Regions from separate parts of the Mus musculus genome. Here all the other regions are linked to region 5. Evidence: chromatin loops called from intact Hi-C (ENCODE). Cell type or tissue: heart. All regions are shown on one strand. Each heading gives the region's core, and the rest is flanking DNA. Links, peaks and the distances in the headings are about the cores only. Region 1 overlaps Lpin2 (lipin 2). Region 2 overlaps Dlgap1 (DLG associated protein 1). Region 3 holds the start of Ypel5 (yippee like 5). Region 4 holds the start of Lpin2 (lipin 2). Region 5 overlaps Tgif1 (TGFB-induced factor homeobox 1). Region 6 holds the start of Myl12b (myosin, light chain 12B, regulatory).

Region 1 (4,942 bases), core at 357-4,356, 350 kb before region 5:
AGATGTATATTCTCTAGCTATAAAAACAAATGAGGTTCTGACATATGCTAGCCAGTCCCTGAAGCATGCTTAAAAAAAAAAAAAAAAAAAAAAAAAAACAAAGCATACATAAAAGGGCATCATATGATTTCAGTAAAAACAAAAACAAAACTAAAAACCTAGAAAAGGCACATTAATAAGTCAGACTAGAGCTGGGTGTGGATACACATGTCTGCAGTCCCAGCCACTCAAGAAGGTAAGGTAGGAGGAGAGCCAGGACTGAAGACTAGCCTTGGCCTACAAAGGAATGTGAAAGATCACGCACAGACTGCGTTAGGACGAGGGCTAGGGAGCTACTGCTTAATACTGAGCTACTGCTTTACTGAGCGCACGTCACAGACGCAGGTGCCTGTGAAGGCCAGAAGAGGTCATTAGATCCATGTGGAGCTAGAGTTACAGGGAGCTGTGAACCCTCACCCTCACCCCACTATGGAAATCAAGCGCCTGTCCTCTGCAAGAGCAATAAAGTGCTCTTAACGCAACCATCTCTCCAGCCCTTATCAGGCTTCTAAGGATCTATTATGTAGCCTGGGAGAAAACAGTTAAATGGTAGTTTATGATAATCACATTTTTCAAAGCCTAACCAAGTGCTGGGATGTGTCTTCTATCCAGTGTCCTCGTTGACAGACAGCATAATGTGTATGTATACTCACACAACTACAATGTCTTGTGGCCAAAGCTTTCCTAGAGCCCCTCTTTAACTTATAGATTCTAAGAATGAATGTGGTATGTGTGCTACGTGTGCACTTGCATAGTCACGTGTGTAAAGATGGAGGTCAGAGGACACTCTGTGGTCCTTGCCTTCCACCTTGTTTGTCACAGAGTCTCTGTTGTCAGCTGCTGCATGGACCAGCTAATGGGGACAGGAGCAATTCTCCTGTCTCAGCCTCCCATATTGCCATAGAAGCACTGGATTCAGACAACTGATAATGTGTCTAGCTGTACGTGGTTCTAGAGATTCAAACTCGGGTGCTGTGCTTTCAGGATGAACATTTTTCTCACTGAGTCACTGCCCCCAGCCCAAGAACCTCTGATTCTAAGTTAACTACTATTTGTGAAACAAGAACATTCAGGTGTAGAAAAATTTTCAATTATTCCTCAGACAAAGTAGTTAAAATATGCTTTATCAGTCAGGGTTTTCTAAAGGAACAAAATTTATAGAATGAATCTATATATCTATATATATCTATATATATATCTATATATATATCTATATCTATATCTATATCTATATATCTATATATATATATGAAGAGGATTTATTATAATGGCTTACAGGTTATGCTCCAGGTAATACAACAAAGGCTATTTACCAACAAAAGGCTAAGAGTCCAGTAGCTGTTCAGTCCACAAGGCTGGATGGCTCAGATGGTCTTCAGTATATGCCAGAATTCCAGAGAAGTAGACTCTAAAGCCATCAAAGGAGGGAGAGGCAGGTAGAAAGAATAAGCTTTCTTCTTCCAAGTCCTTACATTATAGACTGCCAGCAGAAGGTGTGGCCCACATTAAAAGTGGATGTTCTCACCTCCAAAAGTCTGGATTATGGGTGGGTCTTCCCTCATAAGAAGATCCGGATTAAAAGTGGGTCTGGCTACTTCAGATAACTTCATTAAGAAAAACCATCCCTCATTGCTATACCCAGCTGCTTGGGTTTTAGTTAATTCTAGATGTAGTCAAGGTTGACAACCAAGAAAAGCCACCACATGCATGTAGTAAAGCCAAAAGCTCAGTCTGGCTTTACTACATACATGACAACAGTCCTTAAAGTAGCACAGGATGTACACACATGCACATCTATCCCTCCAAGATCTGAATATGGAAATACAATGTCCACTAACCAAATACTTCCTCTTACAGGCCAGGAACCATGCCATCCTCTAACTCTGCTCCCTGCACTCTAGAAAGACTGCAACATTAGAACATTTGGAACATAAGCTGGCTTTCTCTCTTTGCAGACTTCTATCTAAGTTTTTAAACATAGATTCAATTTGCCCAAGAGAATTGGTGGTTAGCATCAGTCAGATTGCCTCATACCATGCCCTGTGATGCACAAAGAAACAGCTGGAGAACAGCAGAGCAGTGAGGTGTGTGTGTGGGGGGGGGGGTGTCAGCGGCCAGACCACAGGAATGCTGATTGGCTTTCTAGCTTTTTTTTTTTTTTTTTTTTTTTTTGGTTTTTCAAGAGAGGGTTTCTCTGTGGCCCTGGCTGTCCTGGAACTCACTCGATAGACCAGGCTGGCCTCGAACTCAGAAATTCACCTGCCTCTGCCTCCCAAGTGCTGGGATTAAAGGTGTGTGCCACCACGCCCGGCCTGGCTTTCTAACTTTTGATATATTTTTAAGTCTGGATTTTCCAGTCTTAGCATACTTCATTTGGGGTCAGATAAATCTTTGGGAATAAAAAGACACTCAGCGTCCCTGGCCTTCAACCACTAGATGTCAGCAGCACCCTCTCTTAAACTGTAACAATTAAAAACAAAACAAAACAAAACAAAACAAAACAAAAATTCTGTTTACTTTTGAAAGTCTGCTGGCAGCAAACCTGCCCCCAGGTGGTAATCACCATCATTCTTCATTTGTGTATTTAGTTAGTCCTCTTTGTTTTGATGGTTGGTTAGGTCTGAGACAGGTTTTCATTTTTCAGCCTTGGCAAAATTCACTAGGTAGCCTACCTAGGCTGGCCTCAAACTAATGATGTTCCTTCCGGTCTACCCAGTGCTGGGTTTACAGCTATAAGCCCTCATGAGCAACACAAGAACCACCAAGTTACACGAATGGCATTTCCCTTATTTGTGACTGACGGGTTTGCTAGGTTCTTAGAAATGTTGGCAGTGGGCCAGCAGGTCCGTAAGCTGCGTCTAACATCATACATAGCGCTCTCACTTGCTATGATAAGAACCTGCAGCACATAACCATTCTTAGTTTCAGCTTGACCTGGGGCAGGAACACCTATCAGGTAGGACTGTGGTTAGGACTCCATGAGGTGGTGCCCAAAAACTACTTAAAGACAAAAACTATGCCACGCACAGTCCATGCTTAATCAGTAACTGTCAGTTGGGTCACTGCCACGAAGGTGGTCACTATTTAGAGAGGGACACAGGAAAATACAAATGACTCCATCTAAATTCTCACTGCCATCAACAGTGCTTTAAGTCTTTTTAGCCTTGCGAATCCTTTTCCCTTTCTGAGGAGCTCAACCAACTGAATGCCACTCTTCAGTCCATTGCTCAACAAGTTAGGTCTAATTCACAGTCTAGCTACAATCAGGCAGGACAAGACAGAAATGGGTCAGAAGAGCCTACAGCCATATGAAACAGCTGTAAAGGTGAAGCTAACAGCCTGAGCTCTCCCAGGCCTGTGCTCAGGCAGGTAGGAGCACTTCCCCACGGTGTGCAACACTTTCTAATTACACTCACATCTCTGCAAAATCACACATGAAGGCTATGTGTGAGTCACCTCTTAAGGCCCTGATAATCAACATATCACCACCTAGCACATTATCAGTTCCTCTTTCCTACCCATGAATTCTTTCTTATTTATTTTTATTATTTTTAACAGGTACTTGTGGAGGCCAGAGGCATTTGGGTTCCTCTACAGATGGAGTTACAGGTCTTTGTAAGCCATATCTGTCATGAATACTGGGAACCCAATGTGGCTCTGAAAAGGGAGCCATCTAGCTTCTAAGAGTGCTCTTTCAATAGTCACAACACTCATAAGCCAAAAACTTAGTTCATTTCTCTTATATACATGACTCATCATCAGATAGTGCAGTGAGTAACTTTTTAAACTATTTGTAAAACCTTAATCTACCACCGTGAAGGGTGAAAAATACCTCTAACGCTAAAAGATTTACTGGGAGAGGTGTTTTCCAGTATGACAGAATAATTGAAATGTATATAAATGTATATATTACATGGGCAAAAAAGGAGCTAAATGTGTCAGGTTACACACACACACACACACACACACACACACCCCACAACAGTCTTTGTACCTTTGGTTGTGTTCTCAATCATTCTCCTTCATAGCTACATTTTCATTAGTAGAGCCAACAGTTTCCTTCCACTACTCATATAATAAAGGGTAATACTAAAAACTACTAAAATTATAATTAGGTAACAGGTGAGGCTGACATTAACAGTGTTACATGCCATCTGTAATGGCTATCGATACTCCATTTTCAACAGGCAGAGAAGATGCAGAAAGAACTGATACTTTTACACCCTAGAACAGCATTTTCCCACATACAGCTTCACACACATATCCACAAACAGAACAACGCCCCTACACCAACTATTTCTTGGTTCTCCCAAAGGCCTTCTCTCAGCCACCAAAATCTCTGTACCTGCTATTAACTCCAAGGCTCATTGCCAACTTTTGCATAGCAGGTGTCAGCGGCAATACTTCATGCCTATGCACATTTCACTTTTGGAGGCTTGTATTTCTCTAAACCTAACTTAAATGCAAAGGAACACAATTGAGGTCAAAACTACAGCATTCCCCTTTGAGACAGTATCATAATGCCTACCCACTGAGCCAGTCATCCCTCAGTGTGCTATGATAAAATCTAAATGTTAGGGAAATGAGGGAGGGAGGTGTGGAGAGAGGAAAGTAAGAGGGGGTGGGGTGGGACGGGGCAGAGGTTACTTTAACATGTAGGAACAGAGAAAGACCAGAATAAGAAAACTAAGGAGAACTCCAGGAAACTTGCCAACTGAAAAATGGAGTTTAAAGACCCTAGGAAGCATCAGAATGGGCTACCCTGTAAGAAACCAGACTAATTCTGTTGCACTAGGCCCCACCATTGGATTCTTTGTTCTTGCCAACCTCTGAATTACTTTAGAAAACAAATAAGAATGAAGCACGCTAAACTATTAAACATCTGAGAAATTTTAGTGGTTAC
Region 2 (4,942 bases), core at 506-4,505, 110 kb after region 5:
CTATGCATTTGGTTACTCTAGGTTCTTCACATACACAGAATCATATCGTGTTGATACAGGGGAAATTGGGGACCCCACTTGGGGGTTCTTAGTCTCATTAATAAAAGAATTTAAGAATGGATTCAGCCAGGCGGTGGTCGCGCACGCCTTTAATCCCAGCACTTGGGAGGCTAAGGCAGGCAGATTTCTGAGTTCGAGGCCAGCTTGGTCTACAGAGTGAGTTCCAGGACAGCCAGGGCTATACAGAGAAACCCTGTCTCGACAAAAACAAAAACAAAAACAAAAACAAAAACAAAAAAACCCAAAAAGCAAAGAGAGAGAGAGAGAGAGAGAAGAGGTAGAATTTCCCAAATAATTCAGAAGGGTTACAAGCTATAAGCCTGAGATGCTGCAGCCCTGTGGCCAGCAAGCTACTGCCCTAGGGGTGGGGACTCTGGAGAGAAAAGCACAGCATCTTATTAAAGGACTAATTATTCGACCTCTCTCTCTAGCGTGGTTTAAGGTGAGGCTGCTTTCCTAGGGATGCTCCTTTGGCCCAGTGAAGGATCTGGCCCAGTTGGAAGGTTGGATTATTACGCAGTCTATAGATTCTATTCCCTTTACAAAGATTTTTTTTTTTTTTTTTTTTTTTTACTGTAACATTATCTGTCCCCTTCTGTGACTGGATTACTTTAGTTACACCCACTTGTCCATCTATCCATCCATCCATCTGTATATCTATATACATACACAAGTACACATGTGCACAAATATAGGCTAATAATAAATACACATCATATCTACAGATTCATCGATATAAATTAAGTATGTTTATATATGGTCAGGCAGAAGGGATACATTCACTCTCGACTTTTCCCTCTCCCTGTTGCCTGCAGCAACCCTTCCCTGGCTGGTTGGAAATATTACACACCCACTTTTTCTTTTAAAGAATTATTTATTTATTTTATGTATATGAGTACACTGTCGCTGTCCTCAGACACCCCAGAAGAGGGCATTGGATCCCATGACAGATGGTTGTGAGCCATCGTGTGGTTTCTGGGAATTGAACTCAGGACCTCTGGAAGAGCAGTCAGTGCTGCTCTTAACCGCTGAGCCATCTCTCCAGCCCACACACTCACTTCCAGCACACACATGAGGTCATTCCTCCAGCCCAGCTTGAATCACACAGACACTGATTAGAATGTTGGCACTAACTAGCTGCATCAAGTCAGCTGGGTAATCAGAGGCGCATGGGCTCTCAACTGCCCGATGTCAGTGTTGAAGGTGCTGCCCTGATGGAATCTTGAGGTTTAAACAAAGACCGTGTACAGGAAAGGCTAACACCACATAAGAAGCCACAGTTACGAGTCTTCTTGTTTATATCTGCTGACATCAGTCCTTATTTCCCAAGCTTTGTTTGCATTCATGATCCCTATAGATGCATACTTTCATATACATAAGGAACCTCTCTCTCTCTCTCTTCCCCTCCCTTTATCTTTTCTGTGATGCTGAGCTCCGAAAACCTTGCACATGCTGGGCAAATGCTCTACTACGGAGGAGTCACACCTCCCAACCCTAGAGACTCTTCTGTTCACACATCCATGAAGAAACTCAGTATTTTTTTGTTTTGTTTTTGTTTTTTTGAGACAGGGTTTCTCTTTGTAGCCCTGGCTGTCCTGGAACTCACTCTGTAGACCAGGCTGGCCTTGCCTGCCTCTGCTGGGAGCGCCACCACGCCCGGCGAAGAAACTCAGTATTAGCAGCACCTAAAATACATCAGGGCTGGCAATGCAGTCTATATGCTTGCTTAGCATGCGAAAGGCCCCGGTCTCCATTCTATCACGTGAAGAAAAATAGGGTTGAGGTGGCTTCCACCTTCTGCAGCTTTCTCAGTAAGGTGGGGTGGCGCTGGACCCGACTGAGTGATGGATGGGTCTCCTCACTGCTTCCAATCCTCTGACGACCCTTGGGTGGTACCTTTCCTCTCTCCACCCCAGCTGGGCCTCCACATCACCCTGACAGCTGCTGCTGCCACATTCCAGGGCTCCAGCAGCGGAAGTAAGGCAGGCTGAGCAGTCTTTCTGGGTGAGTGACAGGGTTTGAAATGAGATTAACCGAATGCCAGGGTTGGGGAAAACAGCTTTTCCCTGAGTCACCTCTGTCCCACCTTCCTCATGACACACAACTGTTGGTCTGAGTGGTAGGGCGTCAGCTTTGGGCCGCGAGACAGTGGGCTCTTGTGCTATGCGAGCCAGCCTATACCGGCTGTGAGTCCTTGACTCGGGGTGGGGATGGGGGGTGGGGGGTGGTTCAGCCTGGCATGTGTATCTTTATACGAGTCACTCGGCTTCTCTGCCCCCTAGTGGCGGACGAGGGTCACTCCAGCTTCCCTGTTGCTGTTGCAGGGTTTTTCCTCAACCACCACGTGACAAGGACAGCATTCCAGGAAACCGGAAGGGCTGGGCTGGCCTCTGGGATTTCAAAGTTGACTGCTCTGCCCACCTGGCAGGTTCTATCCTGCTGCGTCATATTTCCTGAGCTATAAGGCCATTTTTGCAGGATACTCACCATCCACCTCTCACGGGCTACCTCCTCTGTTCTACAAGCCCATCCATTTTTCCCTGAAGAACTTTTACGCCTTAGGCGTCATCTCATCCACAGTTAGAGATCAGAGGGGACTAACAGGTATAAAGGAGTTTTCCTGCACGTTTCCGATTCCTCTAACTCAGTGGTTCCCAACATGTGTGTCGAGATCCCTTTGGGGTTAGAATAAGAAGTAGGAAAACAGATGTTTACATCATGATTCATCACAGTAGCAAATTCACAGTTACAAAGTAGCAACAGAAATAATCTTTGGGTTGGGAGCCACAGCAACACGAGGAACTGTTTTAAAGGGTGGACGCTTTACGAAGATTGAGGGTCACTACCTTAACTAGAGGGAGAGATGGGTCACCTCACCCCAGGTTACCTCAGGAGAAAAAGAATTCAACTACTAAGAAACATAAATTCCCTCCCACACATGTAGCTTTCCCCGCACCCCGTGCCCCCTTCCTGTTCTAAAAGCCAAAACAAATGGTCCTCGGGGATGCTCACAGAAGGAAACTCCACCTACCACTCACAGCACAAAAGGGAAAACCAGCCAGGAGCCTCTGGCTGTGAAGTGTGGGCAAAGCGCCTCTGCTCCCCCTGCTGAGACCATGAGGTAATGTCTGTGGGAAGTCCCAGTTCTCATCCCTGTCTCCCGAGCAGAGAGCTCCATACCCTGCTGCTTAGTTGTACAGCACCCCATTATCACATGCTCATCCAATTTATGACTACTAACGTCTCTTCAGGCTGGGCATCATAGCTCCTGCCTGTAATATCACCATTTAAGAAGCTGAGCAGGAGGATCAAAATAAGTTCATGGTTATATAGTGTGTTCTGAGCCTGTCTGTTCTCTCTCTCTCTAATATACATATATATGTATATATATAAACACACATATGTATAAACATATATTGTACAAGGAGCTACCATGCTCCACCAATTTGCTCTTGTGCAGCTGAGTGGCGTTTTCTTTTGCAGTGTCTACCATTGGTTGGTGGGTATGTGCTTGTGAGTGTGTTGGGTGGAGTGGCTGGGGAATGGTGGAAAGAAGTGGTGTTCCAGCTGAGGCACTTGGCCCAGGTGACGCTCACTGCTTCCTGTGCGCCAGCTTCTTCAGGACAGCGACCTTCAACGATCTGCTCTCTGCTCCACGGAGAAGCAAAGCCTCCAAGTCAGTCATTGCCGACAGAGACAAACTGTGTTCCAGGCGATTAGGTTTGGTTAAGCCTTCGCAGTAGAAAGTGTCTGGCTTTAAGCTCGTTATGGTAGAGGCTTCTAATATTTATTAGGGACACTAGGTAGGTTTGCATTGGGATAGAACAGTGGTTCTCAACCTGCTTAATGCTTAATTAAACCTTTAATACCGTTTCTCAAGTTGCAGTGACTCCCAACTATAAAATTATTTTGTTGCAACTTCACAACTGTAGTCTTGCTATTGTTATGGTGCACAATGTAAATAAACATCTGATATGTGACCTCTGTGAGGGTCACAACCAAAGGACCACTGGCAGAGAGAGTGCTATAGGGAGATGTTCATTTTTAGGTCATGGAGGTGTTTGTATGACTTGGCAATTGATACACACACACATACACACACACACACACACACACACACACACATATACACATATACATACACATATATGAAATCATATACTTTAAGCACTTTTTTTTTGTTTTTGTTTTTTTCGAGACAGGGTTTCTCTGTATAGCCCTGGCTGTCCTGGAACTTACTTTGTAGACCAGGCTGGCCTCGAACTCAGAAATCCGCCTGCCTCTGCCTCCCGAGTGCTGGGATTAAAGGCGTGCGCCACCACGCCCGGCTATTCTATAATATTCTTTTTTTAAAAAAATATCTATTTATTTATTATATGTGAGTACACTGTAGCTGTCTTTAGACACTCCAGAAAAGGGCATCAAATCTCTTTACAGATGGTTGTGAGCCACCATGTGGTTGCTGGGATTTGAACTCAGGACCTTCTGAAGAGCAGTCAGTGCTCTTACCGGCTGAGCCATCTCTCCAGCCTTATAATATTCTTAAATAACAATTACAGAAAGGTCATTTTATAACTACTTTCCAGGCCAAGGTACAGAATGGGTCAGCATCCCAGAAGTCCCATCAGTTCATGTCCCCTGCTATGGCTTAGATAAGTGTTCCTGTCCTGGCTCGTTTAATGTCAGTTTGACTCAGGCTAGAGTCACCTGAAAGGGAGCGCGTCAATAGGGAAAAATGCCTCCATAAGATCCAGGGATCGGGCATTTTCTTAATTAGTGACTGATGTGGGAGGGCCCAGCCCATGGTGGGCGGGGTCACCCCCTCAGGTGGTGCTGGGTTCTAAAAGAAAGCAGGCTGAACAAACCATCAGGAGCAAGCCAG
Region 3 (4,942 bases), core at 358-4,357, 2.0 Mb before region 5:
CCTCCTCCTGGTGTCTCCCTGCCCCATCTTTGAACTTCTGTAACACTCATTTCATAACTTACCAATATTTGGTCCTGCACGGTTTCTCGATTTCATTGGTCTGTAACCTTTCACTAAATTGGGAGTCCAGAGAGAATTCCCCTCCTCTGGAATCTCCTCCTTACCTAGTAAACTGTAGGTACATATGCGATTAATTCTTAGTAAAACAACCCATATCAAGGCACTTCACATCTGGCACAAATATGCACCCAAGAAGATTTCGACTTTTTCTATGTTGTAATGCAGTTGCAATCCCGCCTATGGGGCTATGCAAAAAAAAAAAAAAAAAAAAAAAAAAAAAAAAACCGATCTGATAAGGTCGGTTGACCTGAACCAGCCAAGTTCAGTTATTTTCCAAAAGCAAGGCAAGCCTGAAATTACTTTCAGATTTTCCATCTGTCAAAAGCCACCAGAAATAAAAATCCTCAAGATTTCCAAGAGGGCTCTGGAAACAGAAACAAAAAGTTTAAAAATAAAAAATAAATGAGTCGCACACCTTTCCTTCCTGTCACTCCAAAAGGAGATCAGTCTGGCGTCCGGATGAAACAGACCTGGGTACTACTGCGGCTTCCCACTCCCGCTGGCAACACTCAGGCTTCCTACCAACCTGCACAGCAGCGTGGAGTAACGGGGTGTGCAGGAGCGTGCCCACCGCAGCCAGCAGGAAAGAGCCTCCCGGTCCGCTCCCCGAGCAGCACCGGGGTCTGCGCCAAGCCGACCGCCCGCAGCCGGCCCAGCTGATCGCGCCCACGTGACTCCCTCCAGCCAATCGCCCGGCGCAAGGCGGAGCGCGCGGCGGCGGCGGCGGGGCCTCCTCGGCACAACAAACACAGGCGGAACAGCTGGGCAGGCGCGGGCGACCGGGCGCTCGGCACCCGCAGGCTACCGGGCAGTGTTCCCCACGCCCAGGGTCCAGAGGGCAGCGTGATAGGGGCTAGCACCGACGAGGCGGGCACGGCCCACAGCCCAGACACCCGAGCACGAGTCGAGCCTCCGGAGCGGCGGGGCGGGCGGGGTGCGAGCGCGGCCCTGGAGCGCGGGCCCGCGGGCCGGCCCCGAATCGGAGCCCGGGCGCGCCCCCGACGCTGCGGCGGGGACGGCGGCTGTGGGGGCGGGGCGGCCTAGGAAGTGGGGGTGTCACGGAGAGAGCTGTCTGCGGACCGGCGGCCCAGGCGACAGGCGCCGAGGGCGGCGGGCGGGCGGGGGCCGCGGGTCGCTAAGGGGGTCGCGGCTGTTGTGGGCTCGCGGAGCGCTCCGCTGCGCGGCGGGGGCGGGTCGGCGGCGGCCGCCGCGCCACAGCCTCACAAAGAAGGACCGCCCGGCCCGGCCCCGCGGCCCCACGGCCCCACAGTCCTGAGAATTGCCCTGGTGGCCCGGCCAGGACCCTGGACGAGTGGAGAAGGGGAAGAGGCACTTCCTGCCTGGGCCCCCGCCCCGGGCCGCTCCCCGAAGGCTTCGAAGCCGCCGGCCCAAGGGCTTCGAGCCCCAGCCGACTCCGATCCCGGCGCCCACCGCCGTACTCACCGGCGTGCTGGGAATCGGCGCTGCCAGCAGCTCTTCGCTCCTCAGCTGGGTCGAAGCCCACCTCGGCCTCCCAAGTCTTCAGGTTTAGTCAGGCCTTGGCCCCGCCTCTCCTCGGTCGGGCCTCGGCGTCAATCACCGGGCGTGGCCCCGCCCTCCCTTCAGGCGGCTCTCCCGGTTGGCCCGCAGCGCCCTTCATTTCTAGGCTCCGCCCCTCTCCCTGGCACTCTGCCCCTTCCGCCGGGCCCCGCCCCTTCTCGGGCTCGCCCTCCCCCCACCCTTGCCCGCTTACACTCCGCCGCCCACCCCACCCCGAAGCCGCAGCGGATGGGCGGACTCCTCGCCGCTCGCCCCGCCTCTAATTCGACACCTTGCATCCTTACGGCCAATCAAGGAGGCTAAGTCTGCCTCCTCGGCCGAGGCGGCCAATGTAGTGAGAGTGAGGACCCGCCCCCCACTCCCAGCTGAGCGCACACAACACAGCATCCACGTGAGTCAGCTTCTTAAAGGAGACGCCTCAGCCTTGGTAATTGCGGCAGCTGGGACTCATTGCCCGTCATCGGCGTCACCTGCTGGCGGCTGAGGCCATAGCTTCCTGATAGCCAAGGAAGCCTAGAAGAAGCGAAAACAAGAGGCTGTTTTCTAGTCAACGCTGGTATTGAGGTTAAAGGGCTACCTAGGTTGAAATGCCCGTTTTACCATCCCATCAGGCCACTTTCTCTTGGCTTACACGAATTGCCTTAAACAAATCCCGAACTCTTTGTGTCTCGGTATATAGGAATTCATTGTAAACAAGGTTTTTTTCAGCGTGCTTGGTTCTATTTACAAACTTTCCAAGTTTTCTCTTCTCTTCCCTCTCTCTGTTTCTGTCTCTATCTCTTTGTTTTTCGAAACAGGGTTTCTGGACAGCCTGGAACTCACTCTGTAGACCAGGCTGGCCTCGAACTCAGAAATTCGCCTGCCTCTGCCTCCCAAGTGCTGGGCTTAAAGGCGTGTGCCACCACGCCCGGCCCAAGTTTTCTCTTGACCGTTGAAGTAATTCTCAAAAACTTAAGTCTTTTATGTGGAGATCAACTGTCTTGTTGAAAAAGACAGCTGTCCCCTTAGCCCTCCCTCACCATGTTTAAGATAAGTTGGAAAATTTTTGCCATTCCGTTGGCTTTCCCAGGTAATTAAATCTCTGTTGGCTGTCCATAAAGATGACAGAAATACCTCAAAATATTTCATGTATTAAATAAACATAAAATATATAAATTATACACATATATATATACTAGCACTTGAAATTTGTAGCATAGAATATGTGTTCTGACAAAACCCTGATACTTAACCCTAAATCCTTCAGTACTTTTCATTCATTTATAAAATAAAGAGTTACTGTGGCCTGGTTTTGTAGAACATGCCTTTAGTCTAGAGTGAGTTTCAGGACAACCAAAGCTACATAGTGTCTCGAGAAAACAAAACAAAACAAAAAGCTACTCTGACCATCAAAGATAAAAGACTATGTTTAGATTAAAGAGAATTTTGCTGGAGGAAAAAAAGCATTTTGGGGTATATTGGGAGATTCTTATAATCCCTTTATTTTTATTTAATACAAGACTGTTAAACTTAGAGCTGTGTACACTGGTCTATAGCTATTGTCATGACACTCTGGAAAGCCGAGGCAAGAGCATCAGGAATTGCTACAGTGACTGACACTGTCTTAAATCAAGGTACACATGTATTCCAGGAAAGAAAGTACAGTGCCTCATTTCCCCCCAGAATTTGGAAACAAGGCCAGTCTCATACATTTTAGGCAGTACTCCACCACTCAGTTCCATCGCCCTCCCTCTTTCTGAATACTAGATTGAGACACATTCCACCTTTAATGCCCATGTTTGTCTCCAGTTTTCCACTGTCCTGCTGCTGCTCCCGAATAGCTGGCTTACAGATTTGTGCCACCAACCCTAGCATGCTTTCCGAAGACTTCAGTTCTCTGCTGACAATTTCAAAATGGGGAAGGGTGGGGACACAGTGTACTTCTTCTAGTTTTCTTCTTCTTCTTTTTTAATTTAGCCACAATCAGTCATTTTTAATTTTAGTGTGTGTGTGTGTGTGTGTGTCTTCATATGTACATGTTGCTCTGAGTGCTGGAGGAGGCTGGGAAGGTTGTCCTATCATCTGGAGCTAGAGTTGCAGGCAGTTTCAAGCCATTCAACATGGATGTTAGTGATCTTGGAACTCCTGTCCTCTGTGAGAGCATCAAGTATTCTTAACCTCTGAGCCACCTCTCCATCTCTGATCATTCTTTAGTGCCAAATGTATTTTTATCCACAAATTATAGACTCGGGCACTTCAATCAGTCTCAGATGGTAATCTCTGTTCTTTTCCAATGTCAGAGGGACATTGGATGGATACAGAGAACTCTCTAGATCTTGAAACTCAGCCTGTCCTAAATGGAGCCTGTATCGCCTTTCAACAGCAGAGACGTTTCTTTAGGCCTTGCCTGTCACCACTTTCTTATGTCTAGTGGGCTATAATCCAACCCTGCCCTGTTCTTGCTTCCTACTGGCACCACCACCTCCTTTAACTCCTTAAGTTGCTGCAGATAAGCTGAACTGTTGGTATCTGTTAAATAAAAATTATAGGAAGCTTTGTTTGAAATTAAGCTACTCCACTAGTCCAGACTTTAAAAGGTGGCCAGAGGTGTGTATGTGTCACTCACACTACTGTTTCCACAACAATATTGCTTTGTTTTCCTCTGTTTGGGAGTAGGGGGTCCGAGGGGAGGGGGAGGGGAGTGGGTTTGGGGTACATGATGTGAAATTCACCAAAAAAGCCAATTTTTAAAAAAAAGGATTAATAATGCTACAATTGTACATTACCAAGCTAAACAAAGTTGGTTTTTTGACCCTCAGAAATTGGAGTTAGCTAGTTGGGTGGTTGTAGTGCATGCTGTTAATCCCAGCACTCGGGAGGCAGAGGCAGGCAGATCTCTGAGTTCAAGACCAGCCTGGTCTACAAAGCAAGTTCCAAGACAAGCCAGGGCTACACAGACAGAGAAAGCCTGTCTCAAAACAAAACAAAACAAAACAAAACAAAACAAAACAAAACAGAAAAAATAAAAAAGAATTGCTGCCAGATGTGGTAGCATAGCCTGTGCACCTGAGCTTGAAGCTGAGTTCTGGGCTAGTCTGAGACCCAGTCTCCAAGCAAATAAACTGGAGTCAGAGAGGCTAATTTCTGTTGAAATAATGATGAAGTTCCCTTTATCTTAATCAAAACATGAACAAAGGTAACCTGATATTAGGAAATGACTTAGTATTGGGTATTTTTTTTATAATGTATGGTTTTTGCTTTGTTTTGTAACCCCGAGGATCAAATCCATGGCCTCTGGATACGA
Region 4 (4,942 bases), core at 550-4,549, 340 kb before region 5:
GTTTCGCTATTAAACCCACTGCTGTGGCTGGAAAGATCAATCACTGGCTAAAAATGTTTGCTGTACAATCATGAAGACCTAGTTCAGATCCCAGCACCATTAGGTCTGGACAACTGGAGTGAGAATTGCTGGCTTAGCAGAGTAACTAAATATATGACCTGTAGGTTCAGGGAGAGACCCTGTCCGAAAACAATATGGTATAAGGTAATAGAGGAAGGCACCTGACTCCCTTCTTTGTTTACATGAACACAAGTGCACACATTTACCTATGACATTGTAGGGGAGGTAGATCCCCTAACTGTTAGCAAAGTGAGTAAGAAAATGTATTCAAATATTTTATTACAGGGGGCTTAGGATATAGTTCGGTTGGTAGAGTACTTGCCTAGCATGCACAAAGCCCTGAGTTCAAGTCTCAGAACTTCCTCAACCAATTATGGTGGCACACAATACAGAGTAAGTTCAAGACCTGAACTATCTGAATGAGACTGTCTCAAAAACATAAAAACTTTATTATCAAGACATCATCAGAGTGTTATCACTGCAGGGTATATCTTCCAGCTATTCCAATTTTTTTAAAGAATTATTTATCTTATATATATGAGTACACTGTAGCTGTCTTCAGACACACCAAAAGAGGGCGTCAGATCCCGTTACAGATGGTTGTGAACCACTATGTGGTTGCTGGGAATTGAACTCAGGACCTCTGGAAGAGCAGTCAATGCTCTTAACTACAGAGCCATCTCTCCAGCCCCCATTCCAATGTTTTAATGAGACATTGTTTACACTGGATTCTGACAACTGAAGGCCCGACTACAAAGCTATAAGCTATTTTGCCATGAAGGTGACAGGTCCTAGGACCCTGAACCTAAGCCAAAAGTATTAATTTACTTAGCAATGAAGGGAGTCAGACACAGCTAAAGCAAAGTTGCAAATCAACTCCTGCAACCCTGCTGACCAGCTGATTGAGAGGGTACACTTCCTACAGCCCCACCCCTAAACAAAGTGACAACAGGCCCTGGGGACAGACAGAGGATTTCAAAGACAAGACACATAGGCTTAACTTAGACTTAAGATCTTGCCCACAGGCTGCTGAACACCTAAGGGAGGCACCAGTGCACCTCCCAGCAAGAAGGGTTCCAACTCATTGTCCCACTTCTGAAGTATATTATGCACACCATCAGAGAGGATAGCTGCAGTGACCTATACTATATTTAAGTCCAATATTAATATTTAAACACAACAAAATGTCCACCGTAATGTTCACTGGCCTAACCTTTGACCACCTCTGACCCGTGATAGCACCAAGATTATCCCATCCAAGGCATACCATACAAGAAAATTTGATGATTTCATTTCATTCCACTGGCTCCCAGTGACCTACAAGGACAAACTGCTTGCAGCTTCTTCTCTTCACTCAAGAAGCCCCAACCAAAGCTCTTCTAAAAGCCAGCCTCTGTGCTTAGTAATAAACAGCTATTGGAGTCTTGCCTGCGGGGATCCTGTGCCCAGTGCAGGGGATAGTCCAGTCAGTAAACCAAAACGCACAAGGCTAAGCAAGGAGAACAAGCATACAGCCATTCAAGAAACAAAGCTCCGACCTTTATCCCTTTATCTGCTTAACTGCACTTGGCGTTCAAGGGTTTTCAAATGCTCCCATTTCCAGAGCCTCTTAAGCATACAGCTGCTCTGCCGAATCTCAATTTTGCCACAAACGCGAAAGTAGACCCAGCCATTTCATTTCTAGCATGCTACAGCTATTCTGCTACTACCTCGAACTTGAAGATCGCTGGGGCCGATAAACCACAATCAAGAACACATTTAACTAGGAGGAAGCCCGTAGGAGGCTACCCACGGGCAATGTGAGAGGGCACACCGGGCAGGGCAGCCCAACGAGGGCTAAAACACCTGTTTCCTCCCACACTTGGTGGCTGGCTGGGTTGCTAACCCAGTCTAGCAATACCTGCCACGATTCGTAGTTTTAAGCCAGTGAAAGCAATCAATGTCGGATCAACACAGACACTAACCGGCAAATGATCCCAAAATAGATTTCAAAATTCAACTTGTGTTATCATAACGTTTTAAATTAGTGAGGCGAGGTTCGGTACCAACTTAACCAGCATCCCTACTGCTGGGCAAATGAGCTTCAGCGCCATGCAAGAGCCTCAGTTTCCATTTTTAATTTTTTTTTAAGTCTCAAAGATGCATTAAAATAAGTGTGTGGCCGCTTGTTCAGTAATCCCTCAGTGCCTCTCCAAGTATCCTGCGTTCCAGTACTTTCTGAAAGCGAGGGCGATCTTCCTAGTCTTGTTCTGCATAATTATGGCTCCGAAACGCCATCCTAAATTTGAATGAAAATAATTTTCTTAGGCTGGGGTGGATCCGCGGCGCTCAAAACTGGGCCTCAGAGCTCCGGTTCCCACAGCCGACAGAACCTTCCAGGGCCCCGGGGGTCGCCGGCAACAGGCTACTCACATCTAAACCAGGTCCGCGGCCTGCAGGAGGCGGCGGCGACGGCGACGGCGGCGGCGGGCAAGCCAACGGCCTGAGGGAATAACTGCACCTCGCCAGTCCCGGCCGGGGGATGACCGCGACCGCGCGCCGGCGTCCGCTCCCCTCCCCCAGGCCCGGGGCTGCGGTCCCCGGGCGCGCCGCCCGCGGCTCGGAGGACCGCTGCCGACGTGAGGGTCTCCGCAGACGCCCGCGCGTCCTCAGGCGGCGCGGCCGCGGCTACGTGGCCCACGCGAGGCGAGGCCGCGAGCGGGGACGCGGCCCCCCGGGAAGCCCCGGCGCTGTCTCCGGCCCGCTTACCTGCGGCACCGCGCGCGGCTCTCACTCGGCGGACTGTTGTGCAGCCCCGCAGGGATGCCCCAAGAAGCGGGGGAGCAGGGGGCGGGGCCGCCGCCTCCGAAGCCGCGGGCTACAGCGGAGCCCGCCGGGCCTCATGAATGGGACGCGGCGGCGGCAGCAGCGGCGGCGGCGGCCGAGCTGGCGGTAGACTGCGCGCACGCCCCGCCCCGGCCCGGCCACGTGACGCGAGCTCCGCCCCCGCCGGCCGCGCGCCTGGAGCCCTGGGCCCCTCCGGGGAGAGAGCAGCTCGACGCCGGCGCCGGCCTCAGAAGGGCGCTTTAAAAAAAAGTTTCCTCCGGTCCCCATGGCAACCTTGCGGCGCTGCGTCGGGCTTCAGAGTCCAGCTACCAAAAAAGAGTGCAAACGGTCTGCTGCATAATGGTGTCCCCGCGTAACGCGAGTGCACCATCATGGGATCACTGCAGAACCCGTATCTTTCCTTATTTACCCTTGGAGCTCGGTGATAACACCGCCTACTTAAAAAGTGCACTTTAACGGCTGCAGCTGCGAGTGTTAGTGACGGCGGCTGTTTTTCGTCTTGTATATCTGCAGCTGGTTCTTTCGATGGAAGGCCATGGCATCACTTCTAAATGCTTGTTAATTTCTTCGTGCTCACCGCGAGCATGAACAGTGTGACACAGTCTTCCGGCCGCTGAGCCATGCATTTATACAAACTCTCTCCGGTATGGGCCTGGGCACAGCAGTTTCTTTGCAACAATGAAGCGCGGTGAGCATAGTCTGTGCTGGGACCCGGGAAACCTTTCGTTTCCCTGCCTAAGTACCGCCGTGTGGAATTCAACCAGATTGCCTCAGTAGTTACCAAGGTCCACAGAGACACCCAAACCTACTGGGATTTTTCACTTCAGCGTGGCTCTTCATCTGATCTACCAGTGAAAGAAATGTTTTCAAGGTTGAAAGTTTCCCGTAAATGCTCGAGAAATACTACTCCTCCGCTGTGGGGAAGTGCAATTAAACCCAGAGAACCCAGTCCTCAATCCCCAAGTCAATGCACTGGGAACAGCTACACCTTCATTCCCATTGGGAGCCCAATGTAGCTTGCAGCCCAGACTGTAGAACACGCTGTTACTGTTTGTTCTCTAGCTTCTCATTCTTGACTTTTCCTGTTTCTCTCGGGATAGTTTCATTACCTCCTACCTTGGGAGGGAAATATTCTCACGCTTCCTTCCTCTCATCATGCAGAAAGCAGCAGACAACCCGCCCTTCCTCTGTCACCGCCCCCTCTGGGCTTTGACACCTTACTCAGAAGGATTGGTTCATGTTTATAGTATTTTCCTCATTCTCTAGTGGCTGCCTGCTTCATGCTACTACTGAGGCAGAAGAGGAACTAATTAAATATTTGTTGACTGTTCCTCGACTTCCCCCAGCTGATACCTGTAAAGTTGGGGCACACCCAACTCCCATCTGCTTCACTGCCCAGAGTCTTTCCTCACCTTCTGACCCTACCACCTTCCAGTTTCATGGCCAAGAACCTTCCCCCACCAATCATCGGTCTGCTAGTCTAGATGTATCTTTCATTTCAAAGAGAGAAGACCTTGTTGCCCCTAATGTAGTTTGGCCCGAGATGTTTTGACTCTAGAGTTGCAAGCTGTCTTGATGTTTTGTTTAAGAATATCTTTCTGTGTCCTTTCGGGGTTTCCCCACCGTGCACTGCAGCCTCTCCTTACAAGCCATGGAACGGCATATTCTTTTGTTTGTTTGTTTGTTTTTGTTTTTATTTTTAATAATTCTTATTTTTGAAATTAGGATATAATTACAGCATTTCACCTTCCTTTTCCTTCCTCCAACCCATCTCATGCATTCCTTGCTCTCGCTCATATTCATGGCCTCTATTTTTTCATTGCTTATACATACATTCATAGATATATAAATCAGCCTGCTCATAACATAAACACATACATGTTAATTGTATGTATATTATTTCAGGACTGATCATTTTGTACTGGATAACTAATTGGGGTGTCTCTTCCCTAGAGAAGACTATTTCTCCCACTCAGAATTACTTAATTGTCTGCAGTTCTTTGTCTAGGGGTGGGGTCCCCTAAGAATTCTCCATTCCATATTAATATGCCTATTG
Region 5 (4,000 bases), core at 1-4,000:
CTCCACCCTCTTGGGTGTCCCCTTCCCCAGATGCGAGGTCCCCAGCCCAAAGAGCGTGGGTTCCCCAAGTCAATCCCCCCGACTCATGGAAACGATGAACGGTGACGTGTTGGAGAGGAAACTTTGCTGAGACCGATTTCGAGTTTCTCATTGGGAGAGCTGAGACTGCTAAGGTTGTCCTGGCTCCTTTTCCCTTTTTTAGGCTTCCTCGGCACTGGGTCTGGGAAGGGGGCAGACCCTTGAGGATATGAACCGCACCGCCCCATTTCTTTACTTCCTTAGGGACCAGGGGCCAGCTCCGTTGCTAACTTGTACAGTTAGCAGGCGGGCTTCAGTTGGGGCTGAAGAACAAAAGCTGCTTGCTCTCTCCTCTTGCCCCTCCCTCGGCTGCAAGCCTCCACAGCCCTGCCTCCCACTGTCTGAAATTACCTGGGAGGGGAGGGTGAGCTTCCCTGCCTGTCCTTGGGCCTGGACTGCTTAAACCTGTCCCGCCTATTGTCTGTTTTAGGAAAGTGAGCATCTTTCAACAAAGACTGGTATATGGTAATAGAGTGCCCTCTGTAGAAAGCCGAGACCGCCCGAAAAGAAAGAGCTCCAAAAATGGCTTCAAAGCAGGCTGGAAGAGGGCTCGCTCAACTAGGAAAATCACCAAGTGTCCTCTCGGGGTCTCCAAGCCTGTTGAATCTGTTTAGGGCTGAACTGGCTGGGTCACTTCCAGCCAGCTGTGGATTTAGTGCCTTGGATGTAAAGTTCCATCCGAGTTACTTGTCCATAGGGAAGAGACTAATTAGGTTTGGTTTTCCCTTGATCTTTTTCCCCCATATTCTTTTTCTAGTCTCCAAGATATCCAAGTGCTTCCCCACCCCCCACCCTCCCAACTTCCATGTTTCATGACTTCAGAAAAAGAAAGTGAAGAAGCAAGATTTGCTTCCTAGAGCCGTGGGTTCCACGGGCCATCTTGTGGCTTTCGGAACAACATTTCCTTGTATGTGGATGGAGTAAGAGGATTCCGAATCTGTCCCACACCCACCTCTCCCTCCCCAACCGCATTTTTTTTTTTCAAAGTGTAAGCAAAGCGAGATGATTGGAAACAAGTCCTAACTGGGAAACTTTTCAAAAGCTCTGTTACAGTAGGAAATGAGTAACGAGGAAAAAAGTCTTTGTTTTTCCAAGTCGAGCCATAATCGGGAGGGAGTTTTAATGAAAATAGCCTTGACAGTAGCAAACGTGATCTCGCAGCACTAAACGGATCAGCTGGTGTGCCCAAGGCACCAAGTCTTAAAACTTCCCCGCTTCCTTCATCCTTTGTGCATGCTTTGGAAATACTTGTAAAGAGGTCTAGGGGTCTGGCTTTCTTTTTTTTTTCTTTCTCAAATGAACAGAGTCGGCAGTTTGGTGTTGCTTAACAGAAACCTGCTTTGTGTCCCTAACCTATTCTGAAAGACCGCGCTTCTTGTCAAACTCCAAGCAGGCGGATCAAAGGGCAGGCTTTAGGGGGTTTTTGTTTCAAGCACTTTGTTATTGCCAATTTACAGTTGGGAATTAACTGTTCAATGAGCAAATTTTCACACTTTTCCCCTCCTAGATTTAAGAAGAGGGGGAAGGAAATAAGTAGTGTTGAAGAATGTCTGGCTTTTCTGAAGTTGGGGGAGTTGAAGCAAATTGCTTTATTCAAATGTACTTAGTTACCCAATTAACCTGGCATGTTTAAAAGTTAGTTTTCCTTGGTTACCAAAGCAAATGTGAAACTCATTTGTAATCAAAGGAGGGTTTTTGGGTTTTTTGGTTTTTTTTTTTTTTTGTAATTAATAGTTTTTCACTCATTTCAATATGGGTGTTTTGTTTTGTTTTTTATTTAAAGTTTCTCAGATTCTGAACAATGAAAGCTCTTTCAGGTTTAAAATTGCCCTTTCTTTAGACTTTCTTTTCTTGAAACAGATTGATTTCATCTTCAGGAAGGAATCCTTCAATTGCATGGCAGTTAAAAATGGAGGTGTTTGTGGTTTATTTGTGGCAGTTTGTTGAGCCTTAAGCTACAGTGAATTTGCAAAATCATCCGCGTCTTTTGTTAGAACCTGCTTTTACTTTGTCTTTGCGGGCTTTGAGTGTTTCCTGTAGGAACTCCTTCTAGCACCTTCTGCCCCCTGCAGTCCAAAGCTAAAAATGTGTCAACAAAGTCAGCCTGCTCCCAGTTGTAAAATAAATTCCTTTAAAAATTCACGGAGTTGATGTATCAATGTGAAGAATATTCTGGTTTTATTTCCTAGATCAGTAAAGGGACTTAATTAGGATTGGAGGGAAAAAAAGCTATACAAAGTTAAAGAAAAGACCTTTGAGATGAACAGAGACAGTCTCACAGATGCCTGGCTTGTAGGTTTGAAAGGAGTTAATAGCATTTCTTAGAAGTGTTCTAAACTTCAAAATGTCTATCAAAGTCCAACTGGCCGGAATTGTCACTGAGCTCTGATTGAAATATTCTGTAGGGTTTGGATTCTTAACATTTCTGGTGGGATTAAAGTACCACCAAAATAGCTTTTTTGGTGGGTTGCACATATTCAATTTTCTTTGTCACGTAAGAATTAAGGACTGATGGGTAGCATTTAGGTTCATATCTAATTGACAGTCTTAAAAAAACCTTCAAGTATATAAAAATGGACGGTGCTTGCTTTAACAGCAAGCCTTTCACGAAAGGAGAGAAAAAAGCATATAAGATGTCCTTGTTCACTGGATTGCTGTCTCTCATGAGTGATGGATGACCTTAAAGACAAGGTTGTGAGGGCCATTCCCCACACTGCCCGGCACCCTTCGTGTTCCAGGCCTTTCCTTGGACACCTTGGCCCCGACTGAAAACTTCACACTCAGTAGTTGAAAAATCACAAGGATGTGGAACAGTCTAAGGAAGTGACTAAGTTTCCCTGCTGGTGAAAGCAAGTGACCGCGGGCCTTGTCCTTTCTCAGGTCTTGTTGCAGCATCTGGCAGTGACTCTGAGGATGAAGACAGCATGGACAGTCCCCTGGACCTTTCCTCATCAGCAGCCTCTGGCAAGAGAAGGAGGAGAGGCAATCTGCCCAAGGAGTCAGTCCAGATTCTGCGAGACTGGCTGTATGAACACAGATACAACGCCTATCCCTCAGAGCAAGAGAAAGCACTGCTGTCCCAGCAGACACACCTGTCCACACTACAGGTAAGGAGAAAGATAAAAGTTTGTGCCAGAATTTGCCCCGTAAGGTGTTGGGGTTCCAGCCCAGATTTGAACTATGCCCCTAACCTATACATACACTTTCTTCTTTATTTACAGACAATTTATAGCATTCCTGTGTGCCAGGCTATAAGCTCTTCTCTGGTGCCTAGTAGAGGGAGGGAGGGAAGAGAGAGAGAAACAGGATCTTTTCATTGTAAACTTTATAGGGTGAAAAGGTAATAATTGGCTATTTAATAGAGGACAGAAACACTTGACATTCATCTGTCAGGAAGCATTTCCTTCAGTGCCTGAAAGAGAAGGAGGTTAAACCTTATTCTATTGCCCAGGAAACTGGTTTGCTATTTAAACAAGGACAGACCTTGGTGAGGTAATTGTGTTGTGTCTGTTGACACAGTCATTTGAACTGAGAGAAATCAGTTACTGGGAGGTGTGGCCTCTTTTAAACAGGAAATGTTTTCCTGTAGTTGATTAACTCAAATGCTGGGGCAGTAGGTAGTAGGTTGAAAGAGACTTAAAGGTGAACTTTCGTTAAAGCTATTTATTTTCAGGTATCTGAGATTTTGCGCCTTTTCCTTGTCTCTGAAAGGGTTAAGGATGATGGCATAGACAAAGTAAACTTGCCCTTATGGCAGGCCGACCCAGCTTAGGTGCCTCTGACTTGCTGGGAAGGCCAAAAAAGCTTTATTTTAGTTTATTTTTTAAAAATCATTGCTGTTGGGCCACTGGTGTACTAGGCAAGTACTCTACCATTGAGCTACTTCCTTGGTGCCAGATGAGCCCCTTTTATTACCTCTTTA
Region 6 (4,942 bases), core at 527-4,526, 140 kb before region 5:
AGCAGCAGGAGGCTTTAACCCAATAATGCCAGTCCTGTAGAATGGGGGTTGGGTGGGGGCTATTAACTAGTAACACCTACTCTTCCTTCAAGACTAGAATCACAGAAATCTGTCCTAATTTCCTGCTTGAATTTCATTAGATTTTAAGCAAAATACTTTTTTTCAGCTTATCCACTCAGTGTTAGAGTTTTGTTGAATTTCCACTTTTACTGAAGGGGGAATTAAGAAAAAAACCATAAGTATGTTTTGCTAACAAATCTTATTTCTACTGTAGGAAAAGAAAAGTACTACTAAAATTCGCTCTTGCAGCATCCATTTCCATCCAGGCAACCCCCTAAATAGCAGTTAGGAACTGTGGGTGGTCAATCCTGGATGAATTAAGTCTCTTAATTTGCTAGTAGGATTCTCTATGCTTAGGTGTGGGTTTTGCTTAAGCAAGAATGGCTGCCATTAAAAAGCTCGAAGAAATCTCCTCCAGCAGTGGGCTTGAAAGCAGAACCGATCTCTGACGTTTCTGTCATGAGAAGGAACTCAGGGTTGGTCCTCCAGCTTCAAAGCCCCAGCAAAACACTACAGTGCGCAGCCACCCGCCTGTCTGCTTTACGGCAGCCTGCTCACCTGCTTTACGGTTGTTTATGTTGCCACTGGACTCCAGTGCCCAAAGGAAACCGCTTTCTACCAAATGTGAGGGGCTGAGACCAACAGGAAGTTTAGGAGTGGGTAGACACTGACTTAGAGAGCTTCAAGTACAGGCCTTGGAAAGTTATACACAAAGCTCGTTTTAGGAGGGACTAGGGAAGTATAGAGGAGCCTACTGGATTTGGAGTGCTCTGGCCTACTGGTGTTTTTTCCTCTTCCTCCCACTACCTCCCCTCCCCCAGGGCGCAGCCCTGGCTGTGCTGAGCCCTGAGCTGCTGCCACCCACCACCCAGCGAGACCTTTCTCAGCATTTCAAGTCCCAGTTTTGCTACAGCACGGCTTTAAAGCTACTTTTTTTTTTTTTTAATATATGTAAGTACACTGTAGCTGTCTTCAGACCAGAAGAGGGCGCCAGATCTCGTTGTGGATGGTTGTGAGCCACCATGTGGTTGCTGGGATTTGAACTCAGGACCTTCGGAAGAGCAGTTAGAGCTCTTAACCGCTGAGCCATCTCTCCAGTCCCCGAAGCTACTTATTCTTTGTTGACCTATTTATTCATTTATAAAATGAATTCATGCTGTTCATAATGGTCCCTTTATGATAAAAAGCAGCGTCTAGTCTATCTGGAGCTGGGTGTGGTTAACCAAACCCCACCTGGTACCCAAGTGGATCTGCGCCCGCCCTCATGTGGCCAGGTTGTTTTAAAATGTCATCTTCCTCATTTGAAATAGGAGCGCTTCCTTCGTTTGCTACAGAAATTGGAAATGTGGGAGAGGGGGGTGTTTATGTATGGAGCCGATTTGTGGTTCCCTGGAAAGAGGGGAAGCCTGGCCCTTACATGAGTGCTGGGACTTCAAACTTGAGTCCTCTTGTTTGCATAGCAAGTACTCTTAGCCACTGACCCACCTCCCTGTGCGCACTCTGGGTTTTTGAGAGGGACTTTTGCTGTGTTAAGTTTACCCGTTGGAATGCCAGGGTTAAAGGCCTGTGCCCACCACATCCTGCTCATTAACTGATTTTACATTGCCTAGGGTGAGGATCTAGGAAGTGGTGGTAGACTTATGTAACAAACCCTGAAAGTGCCATAACTTTATAAGAAACATAATTATTTAAGCAATGATTTTTGAGGACAAATAGGATCAAAGATACAGCATCAGTACCACCTGGCGCCTATTCTCCACCTCTGACCTACGCAATCCCAGACCCTGATTTTTTCAAGCGCATATTTAAAGCCACCCTCAATTTATTAGGATTATTATCTTATTTTACATTTTATCTACTAGTTTGGGGAGGAGGCTGCACATTCCCTGGTACCTGCATACGGGGCTCAAGGAACAAATTACAGGAATTGGTTGTTCTCTGTGGGCCCTGAGAAAATAACTCAGTCATGCGTGCTAACAGGCACTTTTACCTGCTGAGCCATCTTGCTGGCCCCTAAGTTGTATTTGTATTGTCTGGACTGCTGTGAAGTACACGGATACTCAGTGCTGGAGACCATAGTGTTCCTGCCTTGGAGGAATTTCTTTTGGAAGTGGGGTAGGAAGGGAGGTGGTTTTCTACGTGTAGCGTGGCTGTCCTGGAACTAAGCTCTGTAGACCAGGCTGGCCTTCAGCTCACAGAGATGCTGCCCCAGCCTTCTAAGTGCTGGAATCAAAGGTGTCGCCACCACCGTCTGACACGGAATTTCTGATCAGACTTCTAGAATATGACCTCCCGGCGGGGAGAAAGTAAAGGCCACTGGCTGGAGTGCAATTTCAAATAAGCGAGAACGTTTCTGGAGCCCACTGGAGAGTGCTCAGCCGCCGCCCTCTTCCGGATTACATTCCTTCTCTTGAGCATTGTTTATCTAAAACTCAGTTTAACCAGGCCAACTGCCCTCTGCTAAATCAGGCAACTTCGGGCTGCCCGCTGCAGGCGCCAGGGGACCCCCAAACCAGGGCGGCTCCCAGCCCACCCGGGTCAAATTCCAGCGCTGGCGCTCCGCCCTCGGCTCGGGAATGCGGAAGGGGCGCGGGACTTGCGCTGGGAGCCGGGGAGACCAGCAAGCCGGCGCGGCTGCGGCAGGAGGATGCCGTGCCAGTGAGCTGGGGAATATGTACTCGCGGCTACAGGGGCTGAGTTCGTCGGGTCGTGCAGCCAGGCTAGTTTCCGCCGCTGGCTGCCTGGGTCCTCCGGGTCTTCGAAACGCTTGCAGCAACCCCCTGCCACGGTTGGTCGCGCCGGGCTCGCCGGTGCTCCTTCCGCCCCGCCCCCGGGCCGGAAGTGCGGCGCCGCCACTGTCCCGCCCCAACCTCCGCTGGTCGCAGTCGCCGGTCGGATCCTCTCGGGTGTGCAGCATCAGGTCAGGTGAGTGGCTCTCGACCCCGCGGGGCATCTCCCGGGCCGCATCTGTCCCTAGTGCTGCGCAACCGCGCCTGGAGCCTGCGGGCGGCTGGACCATCGGCTGGTGGAGCGGAGGTGGCTCGGTTCGAGGCCCTACGCGGTTCCTGTGCTGGCGAACCCTGGCCGAACGAGGCCCCGGGACCGTGTGCACTGGGCCTGCGACATCCGATGACTGACACCTGGTGCCCGGCTGCCCGCACCTGCCGCGGCTGCAGGCTGCAGGCTGCAGGTCCAAGCTGTGTGTTAGCGCAACTGCGTGCATCTGTTCTAGACGCGTTGGGGGAGGAGAAGCCCGCTGGTGTATGGTTCCTGCCAGAGGAAACCAGGAACTGGTACTAGAGTTCCTGGTTAGCAAATGCTAAAATGGGCTGATTTGCATAAATCCTTACTGGGTCTTAGGTCTTGCAAAGATTTAGCTCATTGTTAGAGGACAATTCGAAGAAAGCTGGAAAGAATGGAGAACATATTGAGCCAGGGATCCAAGATGAACTGGTGGATCTCTGCTAGGAGGTACCGAGCAAAAAGCTCAAAAGATGAGCATCGTATTATGTGCACAAGAAGCGCGGGTGGTCAGCCGGAAGGGAGAAGAACAATAACTGAGTACTAGCTGGGAAAGAGGAAGGTAGTTAGGGTAGGGCTCTTGGATACACACGACCCCAGGCGAGACCCTATACAATAAAATAACGTAGTTAGTTAGCCAAGGTAGGCCTCTTTCTTTAGAGGTGTACTGAAAACTCGATGAGAAATGAAAAATTACGTAAGAGGATTTGGGGAGTCACCCACGACAAGGAAGTAACACGACAAAGGATGTTTAGGGAATCGGGTTGACAGCTTTTGTTCTAGAGATGGCTTGGCTGTAGTCCTGTGTGTTAGAGAAATATCACAGCATTTTCTCCTTCAATAAACCCTTAAGTGAGGTGATGTCATTTGCCTGGGAACATCACTTCAGGAATTCATATGATGCCACCAGGGTTTTTCTATCCACTTGCTCCTCACTCTGTCTCTCTGTCTCTGTTTCTCTCTCTGTCTCTCTCTGTCTCTCTCTCTCTCACACACACACACACACACACACACACACACACACAAAGGCACCTGTTCACTGAGCTGCAGCTTATGAAGGACAGATCCCTGGGTGATAATGGTTGGCCAAAGTTAGGAAAGCCAGGGATGGGACCGATATCCCCATTCCCCCAAGGTTGAATGATACAGTTGTGTAGGGATGGCTTTCATCTGCCCCGGTTACCAGCGTCTTTGATTCTTCTGTGACAAGTTTAACATGGCGGGCGAAGCAGGTTTCCCTTCCTCCCTCTGAAGTTCCCCTTACCTGGCACAAGCACAGGAGAAAAGGGTATCAGAACTCACTATGTGCAAAGGAGGAGGACAGGTAAACAAATGAGCCTCAAAGCTTGCTACCGCCGGGCGGTGGTGGCGCACACCTTTAATCCCAGCACTTGGGAGGCAGAGGCAGGCGGATTTCTGAGTTCGAGGCCAGCTTGGTCTACAAGTGAGTTCCAGGACAGCCAGGGCTATAGAGAAACCCTGTCTCGAAAAAACCAAACAAACAAACCAAAAAAAGACTACATGATGTTCAGAGGAATAAAGTGGCTTGAAAAACACGATATCCAGGACAGTCCCTTTGGGCTCTGGGTGTGGTGTCACCTCTGGACTTGTTTCCAGGCATTAGAGGGATGTAGCCGTAGCCTATTACATTCTTTACAGGCGTGCTCCCCATGGTCAGGTCCTTGGACTTTGGAAGAGAAAGCGAGGCCAGACAGACCTTAAAGACGCCTCTTGGTTGGTTCTGTGTCCTCAGCATGGCAGGCATCGTACTTCACATCAGCTCCAGGAACACAGCAGCCTTGCCAGTGGCTGAAGTTTTCATGGTCGGCCCTTGCAGCTGCTGATACGAAAGGCACAGGGC

The links. Peaks named below come from ENCODE experiments on the same cell type or tissue, not always from the same donor. Only the 100,000 strongest peaks of a DNase experiment are listed, where the experiment ranks them.
Region 1: it touches region 5 in a loop (2.3-fold over the local background); 8 of 42 quality-filtered maps call a loop at or near these places.
Region 2: a loop joins it to region 5, with 3 times the contacts of the local background. A loop is called at or near these places in 11 of 42 quality-filtered maps.
Region 3: a loop joins it to region 5, with 6 times the contacts of the local background. A loop is called at or near these places in 2 of 42 quality-filtered maps.
Region 4: it touches region 5 in a loop (4-fold over the local background); 8 of 42 quality-filtered maps call a loop at or near these places.
Region 6: a loop joins it to region 5, with 2.4 times the contacts of the local background. A loop is called at or near these places in 11 of 42 quality-filtered maps.

The regions. Positions count from the first base shown.
Region 1 is chr17:71,193,780-71,198,721 of GRCm38, reverse strand. The region is part of intron 1 of Lpin2 (lipin 2); the gene reads right to left. Among named protein-coding and RNA genes, the nearest start is that of Lpin2, 13 kb to the right of the region's middle. In heart, for the core only: a CTCF peak has its summit at 2,481 (motif pointing right); no DNase peak of the experiment used is centred there; H3K4me3 peaks cover 459 bases.
Region 2 is chr17:70,735,809-70,740,750 of GRCm38, reverse strand. All of the region lies in intron 6 of Dlgap1 (DLG associated protein 1), which reads right to left. Among named protein-coding and RNA genes, the nearest start is that of Gm36746, 21 kb to the right of the region's middle. In heart, for the core only: CTCF peaks have their summits at 2,357 (motif pointing left) and 3,167; DNase peaks (open chromatin) are centred at 1,150, 2,090, 2,450 and 3,050; H3K4me3 peaks cover 1,489 bases; H3K27ac peaks cover 2,123 bases.
Region 3 is chr17:72,833,413-72,838,354 of GRCm38, reverse strand. Ypel5 (yippee like 5) reads right to left here and starts at 1,727. Exons shown (of 3, transcript NM_027166.6): 1 at 1,564-1,727. In heart, for the core only: a CTCF peak has its summit at 2,129 (motif pointing left); DNase peaks (open chromatin) are centred at 814 and 1,994; H3K4me3 peaks cover 2,270 bases; H3K27ac peaks cover 1,922 bases.
Region 4 is chr17:71,181,611-71,186,552 of GRCm38, reverse strand. It overlaps Lpin2 (lipin 2), which reads right to left and starts at 3,021. Exons shown (of 20, transcript NM_001357791.1): 1 at 2,809-3,021. In heart, for the core only: no CTCF peak of the experiment used is centred there; DNase peaks (open chromatin) are centred at 1,662, 3,042 and 4,032; H3K4me3 peaks cover 3,141 bases; H3K27ac peaks cover 2,545 bases.
Region 5 is chr17:70,845,357-70,849,356 of GRCm38, reverse strand. Tgif1 (TGFB-induced factor homeobox 1) reads left to right here. Exons shown (of 3, transcript NM_009372.3): 2 at 2,959-3,185. Among named protein-coding and RNA genes, the nearest start is that of Tgif1, 3.9 kb to the left of the region's middle. In heart, for the core only: a CTCF peak has its summit at 2,149 (motif pointing left); DNase peaks (open chromatin) are centred at 56, 126 and 3,066; H3K4me3 peaks cover 2,226 bases; H3K27ac peaks cover 2,190 bases.
Region 6 is chr17:70,988,516-70,993,457 of GRCm38, reverse strand. It overlaps Myl12b (myosin, light chain 12B, regulatory), which reads left to right and starts at 2,942. Exons shown (of 4, transcript NM_023402.2): 1 at 2,942-2,985. In heart, for the core only: a CTCF peak has its summit at 1,053 (motif pointing right); DNase peaks (open chromatin) are centred at 577, 2,627 and 2,927; H3K4me3 peaks cover 2,639 bases; H3K27ac peaks cover 2,768 bases.